Linked DNA regions of Mus musculus: region 2 is linked to region 1. The links are chromatin loops, found by intact Hi-C in ENCODE. Cell type or tissue: left cerebral cortex. All regions are shown on one strand. Links, peaks and the distances in the headings refer to the core of each region. The heading gives the core; the rest is flanking DNA.

Region 1 (12,064 bases), core at 3,380-5,879:
TGCAGTTTGGGAAGCAGGTAACTTTTCTTTTTGATTTTTATCCTTGGCACTGACAGCAGTGTTGGATTAGGACCACACTCAGAGTCAGATTTGTTCTCCGTTACCAGTCTTGTTTCTTCATGAGTCACACTGGCCATGCAGCCCAGAGATGCTGGACCAGGTCTTTGCTCTGTCTTCTCTTTGTTTACCTGCTCACAGGGCAGGTGGTGGCTTCTTCTTCACTCCAGTGTCCTTTGGAAAACTACAGCACCTGCAGGGCAGAACATAGGCACGTCTCCGCCTTTCAAGTCTCGGTTCTCCAAACCTTTCTTCCGAGAACCGCAGGTTTCCAGCTGCCATAAGGCGCTGACTTGCTTGATTTCAGCAGGAATCCTACACATCTACAATACATTACTGTTGTTGTTGCATATGCTTAAGACACACCCAGAGCTGGAACTCAGTGGAAATGCATGACCCATGCCACCTGTCTGCTGTATCTGTGACTCAAATCTCTGTGCATGTGGGAATATGTCTACATTTGCCTTAGTCAAAAGCACGTATGGACCATGCACCCTTCGTTAGCCTCTCTTGTCACAAGCACCAAAAGTGAGGAATCCCTGCTTTTTAAAAAAATAAATAAATAAAAGGCTTGGAGATGGCTCAGTGGGTGAAGACATTTGCCCCCATGCCTGATGACCTCCTTTGGATTTCTTGAACCACCATGGTGGAAGGAGGGAGAGTGATTCTAGCCAAGTTTCCCTCTGACCCATACATATCCACTGTGGCATCCAGGCATACATACAAACATACAGAATAAATAAACAAATGTAATACAATTCTTTTAAGTTTTAAGTGTTTATAAAATTAATAATTAAAGAAACAAGAACAAAACCAAAACCCTTTCAACCCTGCCAACACCTAAGGAGAGTGCTAATGGCCGAATCCCCTGAAGCCTCCCCCTCTGGGCATCACTTCATGCGTTGGTTCTTTGAGCTACAATCAGTCTTGCTTTCTCATCCTTCATCTCTTCACCATAATGCATGGTGTTCCCTGCCAGTTTTCACTTCCTCTATCATCCATCCATCTCTATCTTCTAGCTCTTCTCTATATTTCCATCTGTCTGTCTTTATACATCTCCATACCTGCCAACGAGAGTCACGAGAAGGAAAGAGCCCTTGTGAGTTTAATGCACTGCCTGGATACTGCAGTGCCCACCTAACACCTGAGGTGACACATTCTATCCTTGCCTAGACCTCCCAAAGAGCGTTTTATTAGATTTTCTAACCTTCTGGGAAGGGATTTGGGAGAGAAAACAATGCCAATTTCTAGAGTGTTCCAGACACGATGGGCCTCTTCCGAGAGGCTGAAATCTTTCACTGGCTGCTGCTGAGCACTGCACATGGTTTGAGGACCCTGGAGGTGCTCAGGGGGTTCAGAGATGAAAAGGTCATAGCTGTGACTTCTAAAATTGACCAGTAAGTGTAATGGATGAAGAACCAAGCTGAAGACACCTGCAGACTAGTGAAATTTGACCAGTCAGGTTGTAGACTGGCCTAGAAAAAGAAGTGTGTGTCAGGAAGGCTTTGTGTCAGTGACACACAGTCTGAACCTACTAACTTATAAGGAAGGCTTTGTGTCAGTGACACACAGTCTGAACCTACTAACTTATAAGGAAGGCTTTGTGTCAGTGACACACAGTCTGAACCTACTAACTTATAAGAAGAGTTTATTTCAGCTCAGGGTTTCAGGGGTTTCTGTTCCCTGCTGGTTGGATCACTTGCTTTGGGCCTTGTGGTGAGGGCCACATGGTAGAGTAAAGCTAAGAAGGAAAGAGGCAGGACCTGGGCTTCAACATGCCCCTCAAGGAACCCCCCAAAACTTAACTTCTTCTCAATTGGGTCCAACATGACCTTCAAGGACACACCCCCAGTGACATAACTTCCTCCTGCTGGATGTCTCCCATACTAGTTCAGCTACTTTCTTTTCTTTTTTCTTTTTCTTTGTTTTGCAAAGGATCCCCTATTTATTAGCAGGATTTTTTTTTTCCTAAAAACACAAACATGAGACCTGAGCATGGTACCCAGAGTGACTCGGCCCTTCGGATGGGGAGACACCAGGACATAAGCTGTGGGGCTTTCCTTTCACCCCAAGTTTTAGCTTCCTCACTCACTCCGGGGCTCCCACACTACCCATGACAAGGAAAGGAAACCACTAAGATTCCCAAGCACAGGAAGGTCACAACCACCTTAAGGCTGCTGATGCTGACTGCCCCATGTTTCAGTCTGTAACTCTAGCGTATCAGAACCCACCGTCAGACAGCTGCTCCACTGACCCTCGCTGTCCTGACCAGCTAGCCTCCAGCCGGGCTTCTGCACACCACAGAGCATGTGCGCTAACGTCCACTTGCAGTGTCTGTGTTCAAGTATAAAGTTTCGTTCAGGACAGACCACGTCACTATAGTGCTTAAAACTCTGTAGTATCTACTAGGGTCACACTCTTCGACAGGTTTCAAAGGTGGCACAATCCATGAGCAAGTACTGGCAACTGTCCCACACCACCAGACTTGTTCTCCATCCAATATGACACCACCACAGTCAAGGCTAAAATCTCACATCAGTAATGACATGGCCAGACTTTCAATAACTGGGCCTTTGAGGACATTGACTCAAGTCCCAATACAGGGAAAGGCAGGCCACTCTGTCTGAGCAATGTGACTAGGGGTCAGAGAAAAGCTAGGAGGTCAGGGAGGAAGAAAAACTGGCAAAATGGGAAGGGAAATTAATAGCTTCCTCTAGATCATGAACTTGTCTTTCATCTTTATGATTGGATTCTTGGGTTCCAGAACAGTGTCTGGAACATGTCAGATGTTCAAGAAACTAGTGACTGGATTTTCTTTTCTTTCCTTCTTTTCCTTTTTTTCTCTTTGGACTGGCCACTTGCTGAAAGGAATCCTGCCCCAGCCCCTCTATACTGCCCCCCCCCATGGCATTAGGCAGGTATATCTTGGGAATTTGGACCATCTGTTTGGGGCTCCATGGAAAGAGTACACCAGATGGATCCCAGGTCTATTTTGGTCTTCACTTTGCATGTTTCCTCCTTCCCTGCATCCCATGCAGATGGATACTGTCAGGTTATTTATAGCAGGAGTTTACATACAATAATGGAACAGTTGTCCTAATCCCAATGCCAATCGGATAACTTTGGTTTTGCATTCTTCAGAGGACCTGCGTCAATCACGGTATTAATACACGTGGTACTGAGACTGCTTCCCTGTAGGATCTAAGGCCATTGGATTAGATCGCCTTCCCTGAGTCGGCTCTCTCCTTGATGTGGAACTCAGTCATTTTGTGTGCAGCATTCCCTGTGGGCTTTAGGAACAGCCCATCCACAGATGTAGACACTGTAAATAAAATGAAGTTCTGGAAAACTGAACTCAGTGGGATATTAAATAATTAATACACATAGACAAGAATGCAAAGTTGGTTCTTCATACAAAGGCAATTATAATTTGGTGATTTATACTAATGGATAATTTAAGACATTTCATTCATCCATTGTGGGTTGGTCCTGTTGCTATTGGGTTTGTGGAGAGGGAGCTCATCATGGTGGGCGTTTATAGCAGACTAACATGTACTTAGGGTCTGCCCTAAACATTAATGTGCATTCATGTGATGCAGTAGTATACAGCTATGAAAAGGTGCATACCAGGCAATATTTAATAGTATGAAAATGGCTACCATACACAATGAAAAATTTTAGGCTGTTTCATATGCACAAATGCATACATATGATTTAATCTTAATTGTTAATGCCCAGATAAGAAGACAGAAATCGAAAGACTGTGGGTGGCATATTTATTGTTCCTAATTTTCTGTTTTCAACAATATTTTTATAGTAAACATTTAGTATTTTTTTCTTTTTTTTTTCTTTCTTTTTTTTTTTTTTTTTTTTTTTTTGCCTAATCTAGAAAGAAATCTGTCATGGATGCTGTTTTAAAGAGTAGTCCTCCTGGTGTCTTCCAGGGTAGAGGTTTTATATCTGAATTAATACTAGAGACTAGCTAAAGGCAATCCACTATTGAAAAGGGAAAATACAAAGTTGGTAGTGCTGGTCTGTAAAGCAGGTATTTTAAAGGCCACTCTTAATTTAATCTCAAAAGGAAAAAGACAGATAGTGTTTTCTCTTCAGAGCTTTATCAATCAGGTTTGAACATGATCCAAGCATCTTGAATGTGCCCTAAAGCACGCCTATAAAGAGACACACATATGGGCAGAACACGAACTCTCCAGATTCTGGAAATTGCTAGTGTTTTAAGGTTGGTCATCTAATAAGTTTCTCTAGGAACTGAGCCCAACCAATGGCAGTGAAGGAATAACAGGACAGTTTTGGGGAGAGGCAGTTCCTGGAACAAGCCGAGGCCAGACTTCTGCTCAAACTCATGCTTTCTGCAGTCTCAAGCTTCTTCGCAATTCAGGTGTTTGCAGAAGCCTCTGCATGGCGCACAGCCTTATGTGCGAATCCTTGGTTAAACACGCTCATTTTCCGAAGCCTCAGGGAGACCGTGTGACTCACCTCTACTGTCTTGACTTGAGCAGTGCAGCTATAAGGGTTATACAGTGGGTTGCAATGATCAGCAGATGTATTTCTTTTCCCTGGTTCACATCCCCCTGACAGTGTCATCTGCCCAGATGCAGCATCTCTGAAGCCAGCCGCATTGCACACACTATTTTTAACCAGAAGAAGAGCCATATCTAACATAGTCTATGATGGCACTGTAATTAAAATGTCTTACATAGTCAGGAAGTCCAATAAATAAAGGACAGCAACTGTTATATTTCAGGATAAAGAAGTGCCAGGATGTAGATCCGATTTAAAATCCACCTACTGATCCATGTCCTCAAAACTCAACCCTGCAAGTGAGAAATAACTAGCAGTTTTCTTTGCAAAGAAACAGGGTTGGGGGAGTTAGACAGCCTGGGGGTGAGAAACATAGAATGTAACTTACCTGAAACCAACTGCTGACTGGGGGCAGTCAGGTACTAAAGACAGAGCCTATCTGGAATGACCTGACTCCCACCCCTTTGGTTCTCTCTCTCTCTCTCTCTCTCTCTCTCTCTCTCTCTCTCTCTCTCTCTCTCTCTCTCTCTCTGTGTGTGTGTGTGTGTGTGTGTGTGTGTGATATCACCACCAACAAAGAGAACATGCTTTCCTTAGCTCTCCACACTCTGCTTCCTGCCAGTTTGCATTGTACCATAGGGTTCTGTCACTGTGAATCTGGGGACATTGGGGACATTCTGGAGGCTCTTGGTTTTATAGTGCTGTTTAGAATTGGCTCCAGGGAAATTTTTGTTCCTCTAAATTATTTGGTATAGCTGTTAGAAATATATGTATCTTTTTGGCCCTATGCAGTATCTCACTTTCCAGTGGACAGAATGTGGTAGGAACCTTTCCCATAAAAAGAGAGACAAGAAAATCCAATTTGAGGCAAAATTCCAAGAAGACAAGAAAACATCACTGATGCTGTTCCCTGCTTTGATTTGAAGGACTCCTGTACTGCTATCTTTATGCATGGGTGACAGTTGCTGCACCTCTGACAATGATCAATGGGAAATTGGGCACACACTGTAATTTCAGCACTTGGGATGCTTGAGATTTGGGTAGGAATCTGGGGTACACAGTGAGTTCCAGGCCAGCCTGGGATACATAGAGACGCCCTGTCTAAAAACAGAAGCAAAAATACCAAGGTGTCATTGCACTGTCAGATTCTCTGTGTCCTTTGTAAGTTTTAATCTCTTTGATGTATAAGTTTCACATAAACATGTCAAGCCTTCTACTACTCTGAAGAAAACAAAACAAGTTGTCAATCCTCCCTTGTAATTCTGCCAGATTTGGTTTATATATTTGATGCTTCTTTACGAGTTTATACAAGATCCAAGTTATTTCCCCCCAGTCAGTGAAATGCGTCATGATTATTATAAACTAACAATCATAATAATTAACATTACCATTCATGTTAAATATTAACATTATTTAAACATCAGCTCCCCGATAGAGGAGCTATGGCCTCTTGGATGGAGTCCATGCAGAGTTTGTTTGGTTTTACAGTCTGCTCACCTAACACGTTGCCTGGCATATAGATGTGTTTGTTGATTCAAAAACACAATTCCCAACTCAAAGAGACAGTTTATTCTGAAGCTAAATATGAGGCACCGTGACCCAGGAAGACAATTTAGATTACTTCAAATTCCATGGTCTATCATGGCAAGTAAGCATCTGATGAAGGGTTCACGGTAAGAGAATGTGAAGGCCATAAAGACAGTTTTAAAATACAATGGCAGAAACACCAGGCAGGAGGGTTACAAATGTGTGCCCTGTGACCAACAGCTTTATGGGTCCCAGCTCCAGAGCGCTTATAACTACTCTTCTCTATGAGTTCCTGTGAGTTCAATTGTTTTAGACGCTGCATGGGTGTGAAGCAGGTAATGTTTGTATTGTGGAGACTGGCTTTTATCACACAACGTTATTATGCCCTTCAGTCTCGTTCATATTTTCACAAGTTGCAAGGATTTCATATACACACATACACACACACACATACACACCCACACAATCTTAATGTATATGTGTTTGTAGAACGAGGGTGTCCACTCAGGTGTTGGCTTTGCCTTACCTTGCTCCTTGTTTGACAGGGTCTTTTACTGTTTGTGTTGTACAGGCCAGGGTAGCTGGCCTGTGGGCTCCAGCATCCTTTTGTTTCCACATGCCATCTTGACAAAGCAGCATGGAGAGTCCATAAGTGTCTGACTGCTGCACCAGGCTCTGAGTGAGCTATGGGGATCGGAGTTCATGTCATGCTTGCACGGCAATCATTTCAGTCACAGAAACACCTCCTCAGCCCTTGCATTCCTCTTTTTCAAGGATGAATAACTTTCTACCATTCACTGGGGGTGGGGGTGGGGGAGGCTGGAAGCAGCCATTCCAGAACAGCAGTAGTGAAAATGGCTGTGTTCCTGGCATAAAAGCTCACTCATAGTGTGGTTCTGCTTTCTGCCTCTCTGCTGGGTGTATGAAAAGCTCTTGGGCAGACTAAACCAGTGCTGGGGTACATTCTGTCCTCACCACCATTGCCATGGGGGTGAGAAGTAGTGGAGTATAGCCTAAGATGGGGGCCCCAGCCCGGGGAGGCGGGGGAGAAAGGATGGCAGAGCAGGCTGAGGCCGAGGAGGCAGGGGTTCCCAAACCACACGGATTCCAGCTTAGCTCAACTGAGTGTCTGAGTCCAGAGGGCAGAGGAGCCTTCTGCAGCTTAGTTTCTGTATGATGGAGACTTAGGCAGCTCGGGTCTGTATGATGAAGGCTTCCCTCTATGGCAGTTCTTGATGACAGAGATAGTCTTTGCTTGTCCAAACTGTTTATTCATTGTTCATTGTGGAAAATGGGTAATTCGACTTACTCAGAGTGGACCAGAGGTCAAATACCTTTTGCAGGAAGGAATGTCTGAGAAGGGAGGCTTATTGGATAAACCCTCAGGGCCCATCTAGATATTTAATTAGCATGGAGAACTCTGTGTTCTATGCTATCTAGCTGTCAAGATCCCCATGTGGGGTGTTGTGGTCACATGCTCTAGGACAGGACTGGCTCAGGAGTAGTTGAAACGCCTACCATTCTCAGTTATGAGGATTCACTGGGGTTTCTGAATCCACTCAACCTTCCCAGTTTTTGTCTGGTGATACAATTCCACTTGTCCCACAACACAGGCCAATATAGCTCTGCTTGTACTATATTCATCCTTTGTAAGATTGTTCATTGACCGAATAATCCTGGAGTGGACCTGGGAGACAGCAACTCTCCTTTCAGCGTGCACTTAGTAGTGGGGTTGCTGGATTCCATGGCAATCATGCTTTACAAATTTTGAGGCAGGTCCATACAGTTGCCACAGTGGATATCACCCTGATGAAGAACAGCTATATATCAGATGAAATCACTAGAGCTCTCTACCTCTGTAATTTTTGGTGACTTTATTGAAAGCTAGTTGACTGTGTATGAACTGTTTGCTTCTGGAATTTCTAGTTGGTTCCACTGGTCCATTTTTCTTTGATAGTCGCATATAATTTTGATTACTATAGCTTTGTAATATATTTTGAAGCCAAGAATCGTGATACCTTCAGCTTTCCTTTTTCTGCATGCTGTCACTTCCAACTACCAGGGCTCCTTTCACGTGAGTTCTTTTGTGGTTTTGGCTTGTTTTTTTTTTTTGTTTGTTTGTTTGTTTGTTTGTTTGTTTTTTTCTATCTTGCAGAACTTCATTGGGATTTTGATAGGGACCACAGCATTACTTCTTTCAGTCTCAGCATCTGCAATAGCTTCCTGTTTATGCCTTCAGTTGATCTCATTAATGTTTTATAGTCTTCAGTGTAAAGGCCTTCATTTCCTTGATCAAATTTATCCCTAGAACTTCATTCTTTTTGATGCTGTTGTTTGTTTCTTTATCATATTAACTTTTCTTTCTGGGACAATTCTCTCTTCCTCCCCAAAGTATATCCTTTACATTTTTTTTAATTTAAATTTTTGGGAAAAGGTCTGTCTTAGTTACTGTTCTATTGCTGTGAAGAGACACCATGACCAAAGCAAGTGGCAGAAGGAAACATCTAACTTGGGGCTTGCTTACAGTTTCAGAGTGTTAGTATACAGCTGTCATGGTGGGAAGCAGGGCTGTGGGCAGGAAGGTATTGCGCACTAGAGCTGTAGCTGAGAGCTTACGTCATCAACTGCAGACAGGAGACAGAAAGACAGAGAGGTAGAGGAGAGTGGGCCTGGTATGGTCTTTTGAAATCTCAATCCCACCCTCAAGGGCACATCTCCTCTAATAAGGCCAACATCCTAATAAGAATTAAATAGTCTACCAACCAGGAGTCAAATATTCAGATATATTAGCCCATAGGAGCTATTCTCATTCAATCCATAACAGAGTCCAACCTGGGCTCAAACGGTAACCAGGAAAGACCTTACATTTCTGACCTCCTGCATCTACTTCCCACAAGCTGGGACTATAGCTGTGAACTGCCACACCTGTTTTATTTCGTGCTGGGGATGAAACCCAGGGTGTTGTGCATGTGAGTCAAGCACTCTACCAATTGAGCTATGTTATCAGTCTCCAAAGTATATCTTTTAAAGTTCCTTTTATGATAGCTTGTTGGTGACAAACTCTATCAGATTTTATGTATCTGATAGAATTTAATATGTCTTGGAAAGAGGTAAACAGGGTTTTCTGGTACTAGAAATAAGAGACACAATGGGAGAAGTAGGGGTCCAGGAGAGTTTCTAGCAGTGTCACTCATGGGGGCGGGTAGGCATGGATGACATAACAGGAAACAACATAAAGTGGTGCCGCCAAGTACTGCTCACCTGGAACACATGCTCCCTAGTGCATCCCTCGACCAAGCTGAGTCCTGGTTCCTATGACCTTTCTGAACCAATGGCAGCTGAGTCCTGGGTCATGTGACCTTCCTGAGCCAATGGCAGTTGTGTTTATTCATTCACCAGTTCTTCATTGAAAATTTCCGAATCTTCAGTTTTACATTTATTCATTATCTAGTTTATCAGCTAAGCATTTTTTTCTTCTTATAAAGCCTGAACAGAAGTTCCTGGGAAGAAGAACCGCACCTTCCACTGAGCCTTCTGCAAGGCTGATTGACTGGTGAGACCTTCAGTATTGAGTAGAAGTGGAGATATTGCAAACGTTGGGTCAAATTATCTTGGACTCGTCTTTAGCCTCCATTAATAGCCATTCATTGGCCTGCTCAGTATGTGACCTAACATCTTGGTGACTATTCATTACGTAAATCATTTGGAACGTTGAAACAGAATCCTGTATTCCACCAGCTAAAAGGCTAAAAATGTCCCCAGACGTCATCCAAGGTCCATGAGATTTCCCTCCTTTGTTGTAAGCCACCTACCTGATGTTTCTGCCACTGTATTTAGTAATGGGTTTTTAAAAATACGACTTTCTTGTTTTGTTACAGTAAACCCCTCCCTGGCCTGTTATCATGATAGACCATGGAATCTGGAGTAATCTAAATTGTCTTCTTGGGTCATGAGCACTCATATTTGGCTTCAGAAGACACAGTCCCTTTTTAATTGATAATTGCATTTTTTGAGTCAACAAAAGCATCAGCTACACTCTAGGCAGCCTGTTCAACGAAGAGGCTGTGAAGATGAGCCAGTCCCGTGTGGACCCCACACACGAGGCTCCGGCAGCTCTGCGTGAGGGAGGGACACACAGTACAAAGGTTTACATAAACGTGAGTACCTGATTTTGTGAATGAACGTCCTGGGCTCTGAGAACCTACAACCAAACTATGGACTCTCAGGAGAAATGGTTAGGACCTCTGAAGCTGGGGTGGGCAGAGTGGTTAGAGAGGAGCGGGTGGAGTCTCGAATGAGAAAGTTGGGACAGATGGAGCCCCTAATCTTCCTTTTAAGGAGATGTTTTTATCTTGGGAACAGTAGTGGCTGCCGACAGATTTTAGGCAGGGGGGAAGCCCACGTCAGGTTTGTTTTAAAGACAGACTGACTACAAGCTTGTTAGCCATTCTTACTGCAGTGGCCTGGCTCAGGGGACTGCAGAATGACTCTGGCTTTTTCCAAACAGCAGCTCTCTGCCTTGTGGAAGGGAAGTCTGGGTATGTCCACTCAGGGTGGGGGTGGTGCTGCTGGAGACACAGATGATGGACAGGCACTGGAGGCTTTTCTAGGACAGGGCAGGACAGTTGGTTCCTCTGCTCTACTGCAGGCAGACCTTAGGAAGATCTGAGTGCCTTCAGGAGGCAAAGACATTAATTAATGAAGAACATCCCCGAAAGCCCTCATAACCCTTAGCTTGTATCTGAGGCTGCCAGGGGCCACTCCTCACAAGCACGAGCCAAGATGCTTCAGCACAGAGTCTGGCAAGCAGGCTGTGCCCTGCTCTCATTCACGTGACTGTCTGTCCCTGTAGGATCCCATCTTTCAGTCCCCTCTGCCTCTGAGCCCCGTATCTCTAATAGGAAGAATAAAGAAGCCAGAGCAGGACAATGCCAGTGGAATCAGGGTACCAGAAGGAAGATAAGAATCAGCAGGAAAGAAGGCATTTGCAGTGTCGAATGGAGGCAGAGGGCCAAGGAAGGGTAGGGAGCCTGGGTCTGAGCACAGAGAGTGCTGAGACTCTGGGTCCAGGGAGAAGTATAGCCTCGGGTATAAGCAGAGCCCAGCACTGGGCCCAGGTAGAGCTGCAGCCCAAGTTCAGGTTTCTCAGTACCTCCCTAGCTACAATCTGGGCAGACATCACCTCTCACTGGCCCCTGGGTCCTCTTATGTTTGTAAGGGGGCTCCCTGAGGTCCTGTCACACCTGAGGGTGTGGCATGGGTGAGGTGGCAGGGAACAGAGGTGATGCAGCTTCCTGAGGAAGATCAACATGACATAAAAATTTTGAAGGAAAATTGAGTTTTTACATTAAAACAAATGCTAGTATTTTTTTTTTTTGCTCAGAATGCAAATGTAAGCTTAAAAAAAAAAAAGAATATAAAGGGCAGTGTCAAAAAAATTGTTCATGCTCTCTCTCCTACTGTTGAGGATATTTGAGAAGGGAGTCAAAAGGCAGATTGGACACACTCAAAGATGCCCTCCAGCTTTTCTCTGGCTCCACAAAGGAGATCAAGTAGAAGGAGGATTCTGCAATATGGAGTAGTGAAAGGATCTGGGCGGCCCCTTCAAGGTTCAGGACAGAGTATTAATGTGGGCGGTGGGGACTCAGCTGTGCCCGCATCTTTTCACACCCCGACTTTGAAACCTCTTGTTCCTCTCTCAGGAAAGCCTCATCCTTCCTGTCCACCTGGCTCTCCCATTTGTGTTCCAAGGGATGCCGTGTCACTTCCTGATTCCTTTCTGCCACCAGCTCAAAACTAGGAGCGTGGGCACTGCTTCTGCTTCCAGCCCGGACAGGACCCCACACATAGGGCTGCTCCCATCCCACTCATGGGTTTACATGGCATTCTTTCCTTGTCCTTGTAATCTACTTAATCCTTCACATTGTTGGAGAACATGAGC
Region 2 (12,064 bases), core at 4,983-7,482, 100 kb after region 1:
AAGAATTCTCCAATGTCATTTTCCTTCACATCCATCCTGGTTCACAGCCCAGCCAGCCATGTGGTAGATTTTCTCTATCTCGAAGTGGTGTCAAGAGGTGACACTAGACTGGACTGTAATAAAATAGGCAAAGGGGACAAAGCAGCACAAACATGGCTGTGAGTGGCTCCTCTCTGACTTTAGAAAAGACACTCAGCTTTTCTGTTTTCTCCAAAGTAACATCTGTAAGGTTTCCAAGGCATAGACAAACTCTAGCCTTACCACTGTTACTGCCTACAATGGGGGAGTGAAGTGCAGTGGTGGATCTCCATGGCCAAGCAGGCAGACTTCCTTCTTAGATGTATTGGTACCCAGAGCTCAGCTCCAGGAATAAGTTCACCATGAGACATCAGTCTCAGGGGGAAAAAAAAAAAAAAAGATGGGCAGAGTCGAACCACAAGGCCTCATTCAAGCTTAGCAGAAAGGATCCCAAGCAAACTGATGATCAGAAATCTCATTCAAACTCTAGGACTCCAGGATCCTAGGACTTGGGTCATCAGAAGTCCCTCTCTTTCACAGAGAAGCATAGCCTGGTCCCACCAGCAGTAAGGATGGATATTAACCCTGGAACCCAGGACAGTGCTTCCCCTCATGGTCAGGGTTGATCATGTAGAGGAACTTGAAATGAGCCCCAACCACACACACCAGCTCAGTGTAAAAAGTAATGCAGGACTCTGATGAGGGTCACACACTTAGCATGGAATTCCCTTGGTCAAAGCCTGAGCAAACATTTTTGGCCTCTGTCCCCAAGAGGAAATTCTCTCTACAACCCAAATTGCTTGTTTATTAGCAAATGTGAATAATGTACAAATGAAGCCACCTGCTCCTGTTGAATTAATTTAGGTTATACTGGGGCTGGGATGGAGTGGCGGATGCTTAGTTAACACAATCATGCAAATTAACACATGCCTGACTTCTAGGCAGACCCCCACTGTCCACAGCAGGGGCCCTAAGGGAAATCAGCCACTAGACCTTAAAGAAACCAATAACCTTTGCCTTATCTGTCCTGACAGTTTCTTGCTGCTTTCTACAGGAGCCTTTAGGGGAGAATATTCAGTATCTTTTTTTTTTCTCACTGCCCAATGATGCAGGAAACACAAAACAAAATTGTGGAAAGTCTAGCTTAACGATTGATGTCCAGCACAGTGTCCCTCTTCTGAGCTGATGATGTTGCTTATGCGTGTCCCCTGGGACTCCTCTCTGAGTGATTGAACAACTCATAATCAGCTGGGTTATTTAGAGCTTCCAAGAAAGCACCTGCCCAGATTCCCTTGGTGAGTGGCTTTTTCCACTATGCAGAGGACAGGAGCAAAGTAGGACATCTTTCCTCAGAGTCACAGGCATGCTAAGTCTCTGCACAGTCAGTGGAGATGAGTGTAGGGAGTGCAAATCGTGTGGAACAGAACTTGAGTCCACATGCTAGCATATATGTGCGCAAGGACAGATATCTGATGGAGTCAGCCTTTTCACTCTATGGTATCAAACAGCTCTACTGGGGTAAGGAGGTGCTGAAGTGGCTGGCCATCCTTGTATTATTGGAAGGGCATCAATGCTGAGTACAACCTGCTGTTACCCCATAGCCTGACAAGTCAATTAAATAGAGTCACAGATGGGAGACATGCACTGTTCTGTCAGCAGTTTTCGGTAGAGGTCTAGAACATGGGAGCTATGCCATGTACATACATGTGCTTCTGTGATCGCCAGGTGTTATGGTGGGCAAGCTTTGTGAACAACATGTTATTTTGACTCAGGATGAGCTAGCCAGGGGGGACGGACTGCAGGTAATATAACAGAGGTACATGGCCCCGCCGTCCTCACCTCTGCCTCTGTATCTTTCTATGGATTCAGGAACACAAGACCACCAAACTGTCAGAAGAAATGGGGGGGGGGGGAGATTAAGGTTGAAAATCCTATTACAGATTTAAAAACATAGGTATAACTACATAGACAATATTCATCTCCTCTCTTGCCTAAATATCATGTGTAAGAATACAAAGTAGCTTCTCACGAAACTTATCAAACAGAAAATACTATGATAAGGACATAATTTTGTTTTAAAGTTTGCATCATAGCTGGGCCTAGTGTCATATGCCTATGATCTCAGCTTCTTGGAAGGCTGAGATGGGAGAATCACAAATTCAAAAGCCGTTTGAACAACTGGATAAGAACTTGTTTCAAAAATTAAATGTTAAAAGGTCTGGGAATGGGTATGGCGAGATGGCATCGTGGGTTAAGGTCCTGGCTGCCAAGCCTGATGACCTAAGTTCAATTCCTTAGAACCACATGGAAGAAGTAAGAACTAATTCTTTCAAGATATCTTCGGCCCTTTACACTTGTACCATGGACTGAGTGTGTGTGTGTGTGCGTGTGTGTGTTTGTGTGTGTGTGTATGCACATACACAGACACACATAAAGTGAATAAATGAATGAATAAATAAATGTAATTATCAAAAGAGGACTGGAGATGCAGTTCAGTGGAAAAGTGCTTATGTAGCGTGCATGGGACCCTAGGTTTGATTCTTAGCAACAAATGCATGTACACACACACACACACACACACACACACACACACACAGAGCTCACACATTCTCTGGGCTTTCACATGTCATACCACATATACGGGAGGCTGCATGTAGTATTAATTAATTTTTGTTAAATACCCCCAAGGGAGCCAACTATACATACAAGCTGCTAAATTGGTGAATTATGTTTGTATGTAGTTCTACTCGGCATGTGTAAACAAACAAACGGATCTAATTTAAAGTTGATGTCCCCAACTGGTAATAGATGTCACCGCATAGTATCCATGGAGGCAGAATGATTTTTTAAACAGTTTTCTGAAATGTTCTGTCCTTCCTCATGGGTAATTTGTCTGTCACTTTCTGACGTTCTTTTGCCCTACTGGCTCCTTGAGCTGCTTCAAAGCCCAAATTTCCCTGCAGGCAAAGGCATAGAACAATAGTTCTGCACGGCAACAGCTGCTTTGTTATGCTTGAGGTAGGAATTGTGTTGATGGGCAATGTAAACTAAACAACTCTCCCGCTGCATTTGAAGAGATCTTGACAGCTCGAGTCTCACAGGTCTCTGTTTTGTTCCTTGAAGAATCCACACTGTGAAGAACTCGTGGTGCAAACATATTGGGTCCCTGGGAAAGTGTCCCTGTCTGGGGACTCACGTGATGGGGATGTATTGCAGCCTAGTTCTGAAGGCTGGAACGCCAGGATCTCGGGGTCAGCAGGGCTGGACTCCTCCAGGGCCTCTCTCTTTGGCTAGTGGGGTGTTCTAGTTGCTTCTCTTGTCTCTTCTCATGGCCATCCCTTGGTGTGTGTCCCTGTGTCCCACTCTCCTCTTATGGCCACAGTGGTCACTTGGGGCTGTGGCTTACCTAGATGACCTTGGTTTACTTGGTTACTTCTTAAAAAAAAAAAAAAAACTTCAAATATAGTCACATTCAAAGTTCTGGGAATTAGGACCTAATATAGGATTTTGTATTTGGATCTGAAATGTCCCCCAAAGGACCTTTTACTTGATATTATTTAACAATGGTGAAAATCCATTAGTTGATATAATGATCTCTCTCTCTCTCTCTCTCTCTCTCTCTCTCTCTCCATGGCTAGGAGACAAGCACCTTACTTTACCAAAGTCTTCCTCATTATATGCTAATTTCACTAAGCCTAAAAACCAACTGACCATAGCCAGAAAGTTTCAAGATTGTAAACCTGAGTAAATCTCTCCCTCTCCCTCCCTCTTCTCTCTCTCTCTCTCTCTCTGTGTGTGTGTGTATGTGTGTGTGTGTGTGAGAGAGAGAGAGAGAGAGAGAGAATGAATATGTGTGTGTTATATTGGAATCCTGTACTTTGAGCATGTCAAGCACATGCCCTACCTAATCATTATATTCCTAATTCCCTTTTTGCTTTATAATTTTATTTGTCACAGGTATTTGTTACAGTACCAAAAAAAGCTAACATACACATTGAGGGACATAATCCAGTCCATAACAGTGGGGCTGGCCCTTGGCATAGGGTATCTGTCCAGTTGATGAAAACCTCCTTTGTAGTTTCCAAACTATGAACTTTATCCCGAAGCTTATATTTTTCATCTTCATTTACTTTCCAAAGCCAGTTTTCAGTTTTCCCCATGGCTGTCTCTGGTGGGATGGGAGAGAACGACCCTGACCTAAAGACCATAAAGAGGTCATATCTGGCCTCCATTCATGCTAGTGATGAAGGAGCTAGAAAATGTTTCACTGAATCAATGGTAAATAACTCCAACCTGAACCAGACTAGCACGCCTGTGTGATGGCTCCCAGGTTCCTAGAACAGGATGGCAACCTGAATTGTCACACAGCTATGTCAAATAGAACACTGTGTGGTGGTGAGAATGTTCATATCTGTCCCACACAGTGGCTACTCACCCTGTATCACTAGAGTATCCATGGGGCTGGATTTCTGATTTTAAGCCATTGCCAAATCAATGGCTATACATGGATAGATGTTATCGTCTTGGACGACATAGTCCAAGGGCAAGGATAAATAGGCACAGCCCTGGTACTTGCCGATTCTGTAGAACTGGGGCACCAGAGCACCACCCCTCCTACGACAGCCACTCTACATCCTCTATTAGCTTGAAGTGGCCTTTGGAGAAAGAAGCTATCACAAACGTTGGCTCAAGTATTCAGTCCCTGCCACTAGCTTCAAGTTGGGGTGCCCATAAAGAGATGGCTTGGTTTATTGCCTTGGATACAAAAGTCTCCAAGAGACCAGATGAGCATAGCTAGGAATGTTCTTAGCCACAGTGGAAAAGTTCCTGACTATGAAAGGTGTGCCTGTGGAAATATTAACCTGGAATATTGGTTGATAGCAATTTTGAGCCCACCATGGACCCCTTTTCAGGAGCTTTGCTGAGAGTGCAAGCTAGAGAACTCGGGGCTTGGGTTAAAATAGATGCAGTCTACGTTCCTTATTCCTTACTCATTGTTTTTAGCATTGCTTCGTAAAGCCCCATACTATGAGCAGTTAAGTTCTGTGGAGAATCAAGTCGCTCTTGCTCACAGTGGTTATCATGCCCCAGGCTCTGGGAAGCTCAGGTAGGCCAACCATTTTTATTTGTTACTTCACAGAGGTAAGCAGGGTAGGAGTTACCCAAGACAATGAAGGTAGCCATTACCTTTCGTCAGGCTAAGTATATAATTTCCCCAGTGATCCTCTGAGTAATAACAAAAACTTATGTGAGGTACATGTAGTGTTATATTCCCTGGGGCTTAATATGGCTCTCAGTAAAATTGATTTTCTGAAATCTTGCAATATACCTCATCAAACTAAATGAAACCTGCACTGCTTTTATAAGAAGTGATTGGATTTCGTGTGATAAATTAACCCTCACCGTCAGAGAGGTGCTGGGGAATAGGATGGTTCATTTCAGCCCCCATAGAGACCGTCCAGGATTTTAATTTTTTTCTACAGGACTTCATTCAATTCCCTCTGGGATTGGAAGGAGGTCTCACCCAACCCAGAATCTCCTAGGATTTAGCCAGCACGGCTGAAAAGAATTTCTGTCTTTATACTAAGGGGTATTGCTGACTTCTGAGGTCAGAGGTGAGAGGTGATGCCACACAGGGAATTTTGGAGAGTTCTTAGGGAAATAGGTCTCGTGAAATGGCAGAAGAGGGCTTTATCCGAGAGCAAGATCACATCTCTCCCCTCTGCAACACAGCCAGCTTTGTTGGGAGGTGTGTGGTACCGCCTTGCCTGCTCTTTAAGCTTTATATATTGTTTGTATATTCATAACACTTCTTGGGTGGCTGAAATCAGCTTTGCAACTCGGAGAGAAAACGCCTGGCTATCTGAAACAGAACATTCTCTCTGTAAATAAGCACGGGAATCGTGCCTTAAGCGACCCAAGGGGGACATCTTCTTTTGGAAGGGAAAAGTAAGTATGATTGGGCTTTGATTCAATCCATCCCTAGGAGACGGTTCCTAGGGTTCCTTTTGCAGCCTGAGAGAAATCACTCCAAGCAAATCCAAGGGAATGACAGGGTCTTCTTCTGTCGGGGTGGTCAGAATCTATTAGGCACAAGAACACAGCTTTCTATGACGATACTGAAATCCAAGGGCTATTGTGCATCATGGGCCCGGGCAATGCATAGCAGCCCTGCTTACTTGGCTGTCCCTTCATGCAGACAGCATGCTGCTCAAAATCTGACTCCCTTCAGTATGGTGGGCTTGATAAGAGCAGGCAGACCTTCTGAGTGTAGAAATAGATGAGGCTCAGTCTGGACAAAGGCCATTGCTTCTGTCCCTGATCTAGCTCGGAGCATGTTGATTCTGGGTCCATATGCACTCATACCATAAGTATATTATGAAGGTCAGAGGTCAACTTTATAGAGTTGGCTCTATCCTTCCAACTTTATGTGGGTTCTGGGGCTCAAACTCTGATCATCAGACCCTGCGAGTGGCTTTACTCACTGAGCTATCTTGCAGCCTCTTTATTTTCTTTATTAAAGTAACAATCAAAACATGGTGACATGCAGTTGTCCTGGTCTGCCTCCCTTCTTATTTGCCTGCATTCTTAGTGCACGACCTGGGTGCTAAACATATGAAGTGCTCAGGGAAACCTGGTTGAAAGAAAAAGAAGATAGAGTTCACTGAGGCCAGCCAAGAGGCAAATGGCTGCCTTTAGCAGTTATGTGGAAGCTAGGGCAGATTCCTATCTGGGTCACAGGGCCAGGTCACCATGTTCCTTCTGTATGGAATCTCTTCCATGTACTGCTGAGGCATGACCATTTTCTATTTGGTTTTGTATTACCCTGTCTAGACCTGGAACGTGAACCTCGGTCCCTGAGCCCTGGCAGGTTTGGTGCAGATCCTAGATTCCCTTGAGATCCAGTTCTCATTTCATCTTAAACAGAGAAAACGGGGGCAGGAGCTTGGACTGTGAAATTCTTGCTTCTTAAGAATGAGGACATGCTGACACCCCTCCTCCACCTCTGAAGGCAGTATAGAAGCATACATTTTTAGTTTCAGCTTGGGGAAGACAGAGATGGATAGATCCCTAAGTTTGCTGGCCAAAGAGTCTACCCTATATATTGAGGTCCCAGCCAGTGAGAGACCCTGGCTCAAAAAAAAAAAATAAAGATAGATAAGACCTGAAGAAGGATTCTTGAGGTCAAACTTTACCCCTCCTCCCAGTGCATACATGTGCACTGTACCTGTACACACACACGCACGTGCATGAAACCCCCCAACACTATAAAATAAAGAAGATAAATCTAGGGAACTGTTGTGACCTAGCGGTTGCAATCTCTTATTGTTTTCCTTTGACCTCAGGATGCTGAAGAATACAGGCATGTGTGTGCATGTGTGCACATGTGTGCACATGTGTGAGAAGGTGGGGGAGTAAACTGGAACACAGTTCCTTTCTTTGTGGTTGCAAAGAGCACCTTCTAAGAGAGCTCTGACCCTTCCATAACATGCTAAATGTTCATTTTTATTTAGTTTCTACTTTCTTCGTATTGCAGCAAGAATCCTGGTTTCCAACTTTCACTTCTATAAATAAGGGCATTTAAGAGAATTGCAGGGTATTTATATCCTCTCTAGCTTCTGTTCTATCTCACAAGAGCACATTATTCCAGGAGATGCCTGTGCTCCCATGTTGCTCCAGAACGTGAAAAAAAGAGGTTTCCTAGCATTGAGGACGACCTAGAGTTGGATGCCCACTGCTGAGACATCACTTGGCCCAGATGTGTCCAGATGGGCTGTGTTGTTGGTCTTTATTGCCTTGATGAGCTGATTTTAGAGACACGCTCAGTGGGCTGTCACCGTGGCTGTGAGACTCTGACAAAGGTCCTCAAGAACCTGTTTCCCAGATCTGCTGTTGCATCTGTAGAATTAACTCCCCCTTTTACTGGCCCCGACCCTGGCTTTGGATGTGTTCTTTTCTGGTTAAACACAATGAAGGAAGACCATCACTCGGAAAGCAGCCCTTCCTGCAAGTTCATCTGAGCTACTGTTTTTGAAGGAAGGATAGGGTCTGTATGTCTCCTGTTGGAGCAGGTCATGTGTCTGAAGGAAGAGCAGCTGAGAGCAGGAACCACTGTCCTTGGTCCTGAATTCAAACGTCCTGTCGGATGGAATGCTGAGACTCCAACTCCGGGGGAACTCCCAGGAAAGGCATGTCCACCCCGAAGGAAGGGCAGAGACGGCAGACAATGAGGGAGGTCCAAAGAGGTATCAGTGGAGAAAACATTTTTTAAGACAATATAAAGGTTTTGATTTGACAGACCTCATAGTTTCTCTTTCTAAAGAGCGAAGTTTAAAATGAAAAAATACAGTTTCAGCTTTGCTGTTGAAGAAATACAGCTGTGACTTAAGCTGTACAGTGTGGCGTATGTTATATAATATTTGCTAAGTTTGTGTATATTTGTCACAAATCTAGGTACAAATAGATTTTCTGGGGTGTGTGTGAGGGTGTCACAGGTAAGTGTGCCCCACCCCATCCATTGGGCTCTATTAACCCAAGTCAGCAATGGTTGAAGACTCCCCTTGTGTTGGTTGGTGTGACTTGCTGCAAACACAATGTTTACCAATCAGTGCCAATTCTTAGCCATATTAAGAGCTTCAGCCATGCTATATATGTCCTCTGAGATATGAACTCTCTGTTCCCTTCTGTTCCAGTAAAGCCTCCACGTAAGTTTCTGAAAGTATCTTTCATTTCACCATAATCTCTTAGTCTTGGAAAGGGCTCCTCATGAAAGACAGAAGACAAGAATAGCACCCAGAAGTCTCATGCCACACTGACAGCCTGAGGGATTTCTGAGAACAGTGGTTTTTTTGTTTGTTTGTTTGTTTGTTTGTTTTTGTTTTGTTGTTGTTTTTTCAGATGGAAACCCAAACTGAAGGCATTTTCAGGTCCCTGGCAGCTATCTACACCTTGATGTTTCTATGCAAGGAGATGCAGGGAGCCCTGTTTACAACTAGTGTGGAATGTAAAGGCAAACCATTTTACTGCTATGCCTATTTCTGGTTAATTGTGAAAATTATTCCTTTTAGCCACAAGTAAAACCTTTGAGATTTTTCTTCTTACTTCTCTGTATGTCTGGGGAGGCAGGCATCAGTAAACAGTCATGCCCCATTTTGTTTCTAGTAAATGAATTATCATCATAATAATTACCAGTCAAAACATCTGGTTTGGGCACAGATTGATCCAGAAACTTCTCAGTGTAAAATGTGAGCTTTCTTTTTATTTCTAACCTGGCTTGGCTTTGCAGCTCCTTGGACTCACTGCCATACTCTTTGAGCACATACCCTTGGAAGTTGGTATTGTATCTGTTTCAAATTTGGATGATCTATCTTAAGAGACAACTATTGTTGTACACAGTACCATTTTTGTGTGTCTTTACTGCTTTGTAAAGCAGTAAATACAGATACAGATACAATACCAACTTCCAAGGGTATGTGCTCAAAGAGTATGGCAGTGAGTCCAAGGAGCTGCAAAGCCAAGCCAGGTTAGAAATTAAAAAGAAAGCTCACATTTGTTTCTAGCAAAACCATATTTACAAACCTGGAGTTTGGTTGCTCATATCTGTCTCTTGCTTCTCTCCATAAAGCCTCCTAGGAGAGCCACCCGGGCCACTTTGGCATTTATTAGGATGCTTCTGTGAGAGATTCCTGTCTAGGATGTGATAGGGTGAGTGTATGGTGGGGCTTGATAGGACAGTTTTCCAGAAGTTTGAGCCTTGAGCCACCTTTATGTCAGAGAGTGCGTGAACATGCACCCCCTCACACACACCCTTAACAAAACAGACAAAGGAACCATTCCCCAGCCTATTGTACTTGACTCGGTTGCACCAGACTTCGTAGGAAATCTTCCCAAAGCACACCGAGACTCGTGAGCAACTCAAAATATATGGATATTTGGCAAAGCCAATAACCTTAGCTCTAGAACTTTTGTCCTGATCCATGGGTCTGACTTAAAATCCTGGAATTTGCTTAGCATAACTTACGCTTACGCTGATGCAGGTGTTCCCGGCATCGTACACTGAGAGCTGGTTAAGCGAGAAGCTGTGCTGAAGCCCAACGAGTCAGCCAGAGAAAGGAGGTTAGCATGACCCGCTTGCTGACACACACAGAGTTTATGGGTCACAGAGCAGGAGATTTGGCCATATCATTAGGAAATGCTCAACCTTCACCGTGGCAGTTTGTCAGATAAATCTGGGAAGTAAACAACTGGGGAGGGCGGGTGGTTTTCATTCTAGATTTCGTTGGAGCCCCAGGCCTCCTGGAGGAGCCCAGGAGAGCAGTTCAAGGCCTGCCTGCCCACTTCAAAGAGGCTCAGCTTCCATCTCTTGCCTACTCAAACATCACAAAAGGGTTGCTTTTTGAAACCTGGATCTGATGCTTAAAATGGAGACAAAACAAAGACAAACATTAGACTGGATGTTCTATAAGGATGCTCTCGGCACTGAGATTTCAAGATCACTTTTTTTTTTTTTTTTTTAGTGGCTTGCTGAGGAAAACACATTTTCCTCTCTTTAAAACAGACTTGTGTAAGACTACATCAACTCTTTTGTGTGTCAGAGCTGTCTTACAAAATGCTAATTTAACATTTGCAGTTTAAAAATAAGTCAAGGAGAGAAGTTCCCTTTGGCCCATAAGGAGCATATATAAACTTTAGAATGCTTCTATCAAACAGAAGTTTGGGTTTTCCCAGGCTGGGAGGTTTTAGGAATAGATAGCAGCAATAGACGGATCCCTAACACTCTTAGGATCTTGCCCTGAGAAAAGCAGTAGGGGCGGATAAGGCGGGGCTGTGAGCAAGCCGACAAGGATGGTGTCGGAGTTTGGAATCTATATGGCCTTATATCTCCTGCCTGGGCTCTTCCATATTAATGAAGGGCAATTAAGAGTTCATTGCTCATTGAGAATATCTGGCGCAGAACTGTTTTTCTGTCTTACCACACAGACACCTCATCCTTCCAGAGGGAGAGGACTAGTCTAGAGACCACTTATTCAGGGTTGAGTTGAGGCAGCTAGGCAAAGGCAGTATACTCCCTAGAGACACAAAGAGCTGTGACTAAGTACAGCCCATGTTAGGAAGTATTTTGAGAACCCATAAGTTGCCACAGCAAAGTACTACTGACCATGTGGTTCAAAGAACAGAAGTTTATCTTCTCATCATTTGCAGGGCAAGCAGACTAAGATGAGGCTACTCTCGTCTGATACCCCTCTACGTGTTGCAGGCTGCCATTTCTTCCATGTCTTCGTATAGTGCCTATGTACCAGTATCTGCCTTGCCTCTGTCTGTTTGTCCTAATCACCTCTTCTTATAAGGACAGCAATCAAATTAGATTAGGATACAGCCCACTGACCTCATTTTAACTCAATTAAGTATAGTCACACTCTGAGGTCCTGGTATTAGGACTTTCCCATGTGAATTTGTGGGAGGGCACAATTTAGCTCATAACTGTGCTAATAAAGATGGGAGATTTTGAGCTGAACTTAATAACACTATTATTATCATTAGTTATCACGACTTGGCAAGCACTTCTCTCCTCATGATTAATTTCTCATCAGGCCATCTGAAATGCCTCTCTTCACTTTTCCTGTGTTTACTTTTACTGTGTTCCTGCACAGAGCTGGCTAACTGTGGCCAGAGCTGGGGACTCAGGGTGTTTCAGTGTGTCTCGGTTGTGAGGACATGTTGGACACAACCTTCTTGGGAAGGTTTTATATGTCCTCCATGTACTGAACAACTCTGGGCATTTTGGTATAAAGTGTTTAATGATGAGACCATTTTGATTTTGTTTTGAGGTAGGGAAACTTTCTTTTTTAAAAAAAGCTACCAAATAAGCAATCATGCCTATGCAGGAACAGGATTTTAACAGTGGGACAGTATGTCACATTTGGAGCCAGACAGGAAAGATAAAAATAGCTCGACACAATGGGGATTATGGAAAGTGCCTACTGAGCGATTGCAGAGACCCTGTAGGGCCATAAAGGGAAGCGAATGTCCATCTAGAAGCGACCTT

Evidence for each region. A loop is a pair of places that touch in the nucleus more often than their neighbours do. Peaks named below come from ENCODE experiments on the same cell type or tissue, not always from the same donor. Only the 100,000 strongest peaks of a DNase experiment are listed, where the experiment ranks them.
Region 2: it touches region 1 in a loop (9-fold over the local background); 4 of 42 quality-filtered maps call a loop at or near these places.

The regions. Positions count from the first base shown.
Region 1 is chr3:85,039,285-85,051,348 of GRCm38, forward strand. It overlaps Gm30991 (a long non-coding RNA gene), which reads left to right and starts at 9,856. Exons shown (of 5, transcript XR_867400.2): 1 at 9,856-9,897; 2 at 10,002-10,280. In left cerebral cortex, for the core only: no CTCF peak of the experiment used is centred there; DNase peaks (open chromatin) are centred at 4,700 and 5,241; H3K27ac peaks cover 2,211 bases.
Region 2 is chr3:85,137,631-85,149,694 of GRCm38, forward strand. No RefSeq gene overlaps it. Among named protein-coding and RNA genes, the nearest start is that of Gm31096, 22 kb to the left of the region's middle. In left cerebral cortex, for the core only: no CTCF peak of the experiment used is centred there; DNase peaks (open chromatin) are centred at 6,013 and 6,990; H3K27ac peaks cover 2,430 bases.